2 separate regions of the Homo sapiens genome follow, and region 1 is linked to region 2. Evidence: chromatin contacts called from ENCODE Hi-C or POLR2A ChIA-PET data. All regions are on one chromosome and are shown on one strand. Each heading gives the region's core, a stretch centred on a gene start or an enhancer-like site at or near the end of the contact. The rest is flanking DNA. Distances are from core to core; before and after follow the strand shown.

Evidence for each region. A loop is a pair of places that touch in the nucleus more often than their neighbours do. ChIA-PET counts read pairs that join two places held with the same protein, here RNA polymerase II (POLR2A). Pooled maps may share reads with other maps.
Region 1: a loop to region 2 is called in a pooled map, with 2.3 times the contacts of the local background. The contact joins the promoter of THRB here to the enhancer-like site in region 2. A Hi-C loop is called at or near these places in 3 of 168 maps with a recorded cell type or tissue (PC-3, sigmoid colon and tibial artery) and 7 of 50 pooled maps. POLR2A ChIA-PET finds 5 or more read pairs at or near these places in 2 of 52 experiments (HepG2 and K562).

Annotation. Positions count from the first base shown.
Region 1 is chr3:24,493,311-24,496,399 of GRCh38, forward strand. It overlaps THRB (thyroid hormone receptor beta), which reads right to left and starts at 1,540. Exons shown (of 11, transcript NM_001354712.2): 1 at 1,342-1,540. It overlaps THRB-AS1 (THRB antisense RNA 1), which reads left to right and starts at 777. Exons shown (of 2, transcript NR_046244.1): 1 at 777-1,181.
Region 2 is chr3:24,286,408-24,289,589 of GRCh38, forward strand. All of the region lies in intron 3 of THRB (thyroid hormone receptor beta), which reads right to left. Among named protein-coding and RNA genes, the nearest start is that of THRB-AS2, 140 kb to the left of the region's middle. Within about 2 kb of position 1,769, at least 12 of the 41 ENCODE cell types and tissues checked have a DNase peak (open chromatin) inside an H3K27ac peak, as active enhancers do; they include tibial artery, where a contact is called at or near this core.

The sequences.
Region 1 (3,089 bases), core at 290-2,789, 210 kb after region 2:
TTTATTTCTTTGCAGTGCATTGCATGCTATACATTCTTACAATTTAAATAAGCATACTAAACTAAAGCCAAATAATGTGAAGATTGCCCAACAGGTCTACATTACCTAATACATTTATCATTATATAAACTGCTGTGCTTGATATTAATACACTGTGCAAGGAATGCTTAATTTCTTGAACTTCCACACAGGTCTTTAAAACTGAATCTCACTAGTACCCAAGACCAATAATGTGCTGAGGAAGAAGGTATTTCAAATATATTTACTGATTACACAGTGTTTGAATCTTCAAAAATTCTAAATTTATGTGGACAAAGGAGAATGGAGAATCTGAACTTGGCTGTTCATGCAAACTCTTTCCTTTCTTTGACTCACTTTATGAATTGTTATGTTTCTAGATCCTTCTTTTAAAATTTTCCATTTGGGGAAACTTGTACATTTAAAAAAAATTCATCTCATTTTCTCCCTCCCCCTCCTTAAAATAAATAAGAAGGCTTAAGAATTAACACTAATAATAATCCCACAATGGTCATTGGGAAATCCTCCCCCAAAGTGACAACTGCCGCTAAGAAGGGCAAAATCCACTAAGAATGAAAATTCCCCCAAATGAGTCCTTCTCCGAGGGGGTGGAGGTCACACAGTTGGCACAATTGGTATCACAACCAACTCGAGGAGACCCAGAGGAAGATGCTGCGCCAAGAGAAGCAAAGCGAAGGAGCGCGACCCAGGAGGCTAGCGAAATCCCCGCCAAGCCCCCAGGAGGCGGAGAGAAGCCCAGTCGCCAGGCACCGGCCACGGCGCACGCCAACATCCAGGATAATTCTCCTTTCCAAGCCCGGGAGTTCCGGGGCAGGCGAAAAAGGGGGGATGGGAGACCCACAGTCCCTTTAACCCTCCCCCCTGGCCTGCCAACCTTTTCCGAACCCCCATGTCACACAACTTCCTCATCATGGAAACTTCCACTGGGTTCGGCGCTGAGGATGCCAAACTCCATTTCACAAGGAACATGTCAACAGCTGGGCTTGGGGTTTGAGGAACAGAGCCGCTGCGATTGGAACAGAGCCCGGCCACCCTGTTCCACCACTGTCCACTCCGTAGCTCCCAGCCTGCCGCCGCGCGGTGCCCGAACACGAGAGGGCACCTCCTCCCAGATCCGGGGCGCAGAAGCCCCGCGGAGGCAGGTAATCAGGCTGATGACACCCCCACCACCCACGCTCACCCGCCTGCCCGCCCGCGCGCGCTCGGCTTAGCCGCCCGCACCCCTCCGGGTTCTTGCGACGCTCCGTCACCATCCCGCCCACCCTGTGGACAGTTGGAACTGTCGCCCCCTCCTCCTCTCACCCCGCTGCCTCCGCGCGGTCCTCTAGCCAAATTACCAGTGCCCTGGAGCCGGTTGGGTTGAGCGCCCCTGCCCGGGGAAGGTAGCCTGCGGGCTCTTGCCCCGAGCCCGCGGAGCAGGAGGTCTCTTTTCCAAGCGCACTCACATTATTCATGCAAAGTTAATCCCCGCCGCGTCACGGCCGCCCGCCCGAGGATGTGCGCCTTCCTTGGCCAAGCCCCGCAGTCTCCACCCTCCTCCGCCCCCTCCTCCCGGCGGCGGGGTCCCGGGGAGCGCCGGCGACTGGGCGTCGCGCGAGTCCTGCAAAATGTCAACTCCTTGGGCGAAGAGAGGCGGCCGCAGCCAGGGCCGCGCCGCACCTCCCCGGTCTCTCCACTTTTATAGGCGTAGGAAGCTACTGCGGCTGGGGCACCAGAGTCCCCGCCTCTCCGGGTCCCCCGCGTGCCCGGCCCGCCCCGGCCCGCTTCCCGGGCGCTGTCTTACTCCGGGCCCGGGGCGCCTGCTCCGCGCCGCGTCTGCGAACCGGTGACCTGGTTTCCCCTCCAGCCCTCACGGCTGTCCGACTTGCGCGGCGGTGGCGGCGGCGGCCAAGAGCAGGCAAACCCGGCTCCGCCAGGGGCGCAGCGAGGAAATGGCCTCCTGGCGCACACCCCGCCGCCGCCGCCAGCCATCGCCACCGCCCCGGGCTGCCCAGCCGGTACAGACGCCCCCTGCCAGGCTCCGGGCCAGCGCTCCGACGCGCTCACAGCGCCCGGCTTGCCGACCCCGACCCCGACCCCGAGTCCTACGCACTCGAGGTCCCCGGGCCGGCCGCCTCCGCACCTGCCTCCCCAGGTGTGGGCGCTCCCCCTCCTCCTAATCCCGGCCGTGCCCTCCCAGGGTTGGTGACGGTGCTGTGGGTTTGGTGGCCGCGCGTCCACCCACCCGATTGCCTGCGCGCATAGGTGCGGGTTTGGGCGTCATTACTCTAGTTGGAGAAGAGGAAAGAATGGGGAACGAGTGACACCGGGACCGGAGGGCGAGTCTTCCAGGAGCACGTCTCGGCCTTCTTTGCCCGGCCCGACCGGCCCGACCCGTGCCGCAGCGCTCCTCCCTCCGCTCCTAAACCACTTGTGGCGCGTGTCGGGAATACAGGGCGCTCTGGCTCTTCTTGGGGCCTCCGCTGGTCCGACCATCTGGCAGCTCTCTTAACCACCACGGCCACCCCACGAATGGAAGTTTGGGACGTGCCTGGGTTGCCCTTAAGGAGGACACCCCCGCCCCCACCGCCATTATGCATATCGTGGGAGAGGCGCGTACAGGGCTGAGACACTCCTCAGGTCCCAGAACGGCCGCCCTATTAATTTGTCTTTGCCCTGGAAATGTATAGATAAAACCAGGAAGACAAAAATAATGTATACTCTTCAAGAGATCTTTCCCGGGCAAATATAGGTCTCTCAAATGCCCCCGACCTTAAGTCCTGGAGACCAGGAAGAGACTTGCTTTCTGAGCTAGAAGGATACTTGGGAAATACCGAGTCCTCACTCAGCTAAAAGGTAGTCAATAAGGAACTATAGTTGCAACAAAACTACTTTGACAACAGAGTACAATTAATTTCTTATAGACAGTATTAAAATAATTCCGACATCATAATTTAATATTCACATCTATTCGTGTAACACGCAGTATAATAGAGTTATGACGATATGGATCCTCAGCTGCCTGACAATGTATAGGTTATTTATTGGAAGGTTCTCTAGATTTCCAGCCA
Region 2 (3,182 bases), core at 519-3,018:
GACATGCTCCATTTCTTCACCGTTCAACCCTGTCACCATCATTGGCTAAGAGGCAAGAGAGGAATTTTGTACATAAGAGACTTAATGCATATGGTTTAAGATTTCAGCCTCAACTGTTAGGTTCTTCTCCAAACATCTCAAAAATCTGCATTTGGACAAACAGCTAGATGGCTTGTAGATATAGCTGAAGAATGTTGATCCACTCTTAGGCTGAGGACACTCAATTCAAGCTCGACGCATTTCACTAGCAGCTTTGTTTATTCATGTTGAAACTCAGTTTCAAAGCCCAGTAACCATAGTATGACTAGATAAAATAGAAATTTTATGTCAAAGTTTTCTCATTGCAACATCTCCTTCTATGAAAACACTATTTTTTTAATACCTTTCTTTACCTTTATTTCTCTGAGGAGCAAGCATGTGGCAATGAGAAGGGCATGTGCTACATTTTCTCACCGTTAGCCTGGGCGGCATGGGGTTCCAAGAGGAACACGAGAGTGGGGCTTAAAATGACCCTTCTCACTTTTAAGTGAGATGTGCTTGTGTAAAGTAAGAAGTTGAAGATCAAGTTAGACAGAAGTTGAAGTTGGGTAAATTCCAAGGAATAAAATTTAACATTCACAGATAGGTACTCAAGCAACCTTTTGAAGGCCCCAAAGCTTGTGGAAATCCAGGCTTTTGCAGAGTTTCAGAATATCTACCACCACTTGCAGACCCAATGCAGTGGGTTCTACATAGATATCTTACACACATTTCCTTTTCATATTCTTTCCTTTGCCACTGAATAACTCTGTTCGTCCCCTACCCAGCGCCTTCAGCTTTACCCACTCTCCTTTAAGCAGATCTGAGACCTGCACATTTACCTTAAAAATCAGATTCCTAGGGCTACAAGGACTTAAAAGACTTCAATTTAGGTCTTGATTGATCAAAAACAGAAAAAGAACCTGCAGTTGGACTGTATGTTTGTCACAGTATTTTTATGTGCATTATTTTATTTAAACTTTCATTCATTTTATGAGCAATGTAGGCCAAGAGTGGCTTTCCCAGCCTAGAGAAGAAGAAAATCAGTTCTAGTGAAGCATAACTTGTATGAGGCCACTGTCCTTTAGTTTGTAAGTGAGATGAGAGTTGTTCTGGGATTCTGATATCCTGAAAAATGCTCTTCCAGCTCTTCCTGGTCAACTTGAAAGGGAGAGAAGAAAACTAACTTTCAACAGGAGCGTTGTCCCAGCTTTCTGCAATTCTAGAGAATGTTTGAGAATCTTTATTATGACAGCATTCTTTTGATGGCCTTTAAAATGTTTTTGGGATGATGTGGGGAGCAGGAAAGTTTGAAGGCAGAACCTGATGTTGCATTGTAGGAACACAATTCAAATGTAGGCTCCTGGACTGATTAGATCCAGTTCACTTTCTATTGTCAAATGATAAATTCCCACCCTACTTTGGCATGAACTTTAAAAGGAAACACCAGTAGCCAAAGGCCAAGAAGAGAAAGGAACAACATTTACTCATATAAATAGTGAACACTGCCAAGCACAGAATTTACTGTGCACTTGTCTTGGATTTTCTCCACATTATAGCTTCACAAAAGCTGTGGTTCCAAAGTTGCACTGAATAGGATTCTGATTTGGTACATTAACACATCATGATACCAGTAGCACCTGATACGTGACTTCCTCTAGGTTTTAAGAGCATCTTTTATTCTGTCCCAAATATAGAAGGCAAGTTTTCTACCAAGTGGCCGGAGCAGGACAAATTGTGACCCAAGGTAGTAAAAGGAAGGCTGGGTGAAGGCCAAGATGTGGATGAAGACAGCCAGTGGCTGGAAGCCCAGAGAAGTCTCAGTTCCTGGCCTTAACAAGAAATGAAGTATGATTGGCAGCTGCAGAGCCAGGATTTCTAAACCAACATTGTGAGTTTTCCACCGTCTACATCTGAACTATTTACACATTCCATACTACCTAGAAAATAGGCTAACCTGTTGTTCTCAGCTGAGAGTTGTGCTTGGACACAAAATTCTAGAACTAGGTTCTGCAGGATTCTGTCTACTTTCTGTGAGTATGTGACTGCTCTTTTTTTTTAACCCCTTGTTATTTTTTGGCTGAGGCTGTCCTCCATTAATAGATTTAATACCTGTTTATTTCCACTGCTATTAAAAAATTTTTCTGAAGGCTGCCAAAGGATGTTTTTACCGTGTTCCCAGCAATGAATAGTCCTGTCTTTTTCTGCCGATATAAGCAAGCCTGTGATTGACTGCCAAGACTTAAAATTCCCGGGTTGAATCAAGTACACTAAAGCAGTGTTTTTCAAACTATGGGTCCCAACACATAAGTGGGTTGTGAAATCAATTTAGTGGGTAGCAAGCAGTGCCTTTTAAAAAATGAAATGAAGTAGACTGGAAAGCGTCAGTTCACTGCGTTTCTTAAGAGTTAGGATTGTTTTGTGAAACTTTTGTTTGATTTACAAACACACACCATTTGTATGCTTGGTCGTTATGTAAAATGTATTTCTTACTGTGGGCTGTGGTCATCAATTGGAAAGCCACTGCACCAAAGCAATGCCAGAAACACTGAAAGAAGTGACTTGCTTAAGGAAATAAAGCCCTTCTGATTTCTGACTGTTGTCCAGAGTGCTGGCTAAGAAGAGGGAGGGGATGAGGAGCCTCATGAAAAATGGACAAGAGCCCAGTGTGGGGTTTCAAGCCAGAGCTTGCTGGCCAAATGGGAAGGCTGGCAAGTGGACAGACGAGGGCTTCATTACTGCTGCCTATTAGCTGCATGAATACTAAGGAATTTTTAAAGAAATGAAACACGTAGGATTTAAAGCACCAACAAGATCTTTAGGTAGACAACTTCACTATGAGAAAGATGTTTCATAAACTGTATCACAAATTTCTAAATGTTTAGTAAAGACAAACACAAGTTCAAATGTGCTTGGATGCATATTCTTTTAGGTTAAAACATAAAAAATTGCCAACATTCAGTCATTTTAACCTACAAAAATGGCAATTTTATATAGTTTTCCCTTCAAAGAGATTGCATTCCATTTTTTTTTCTTCAGGTAAATAGCAAGTTCATCAGTGTCTACTCATCCACTTACCCATCTACCTATCTATCCCTCTATCAGTCTTTTCTTTTTTTGGAGTTGAGGAGGGAGGGACCAAGAACTAAAATACAAGTTGCCTT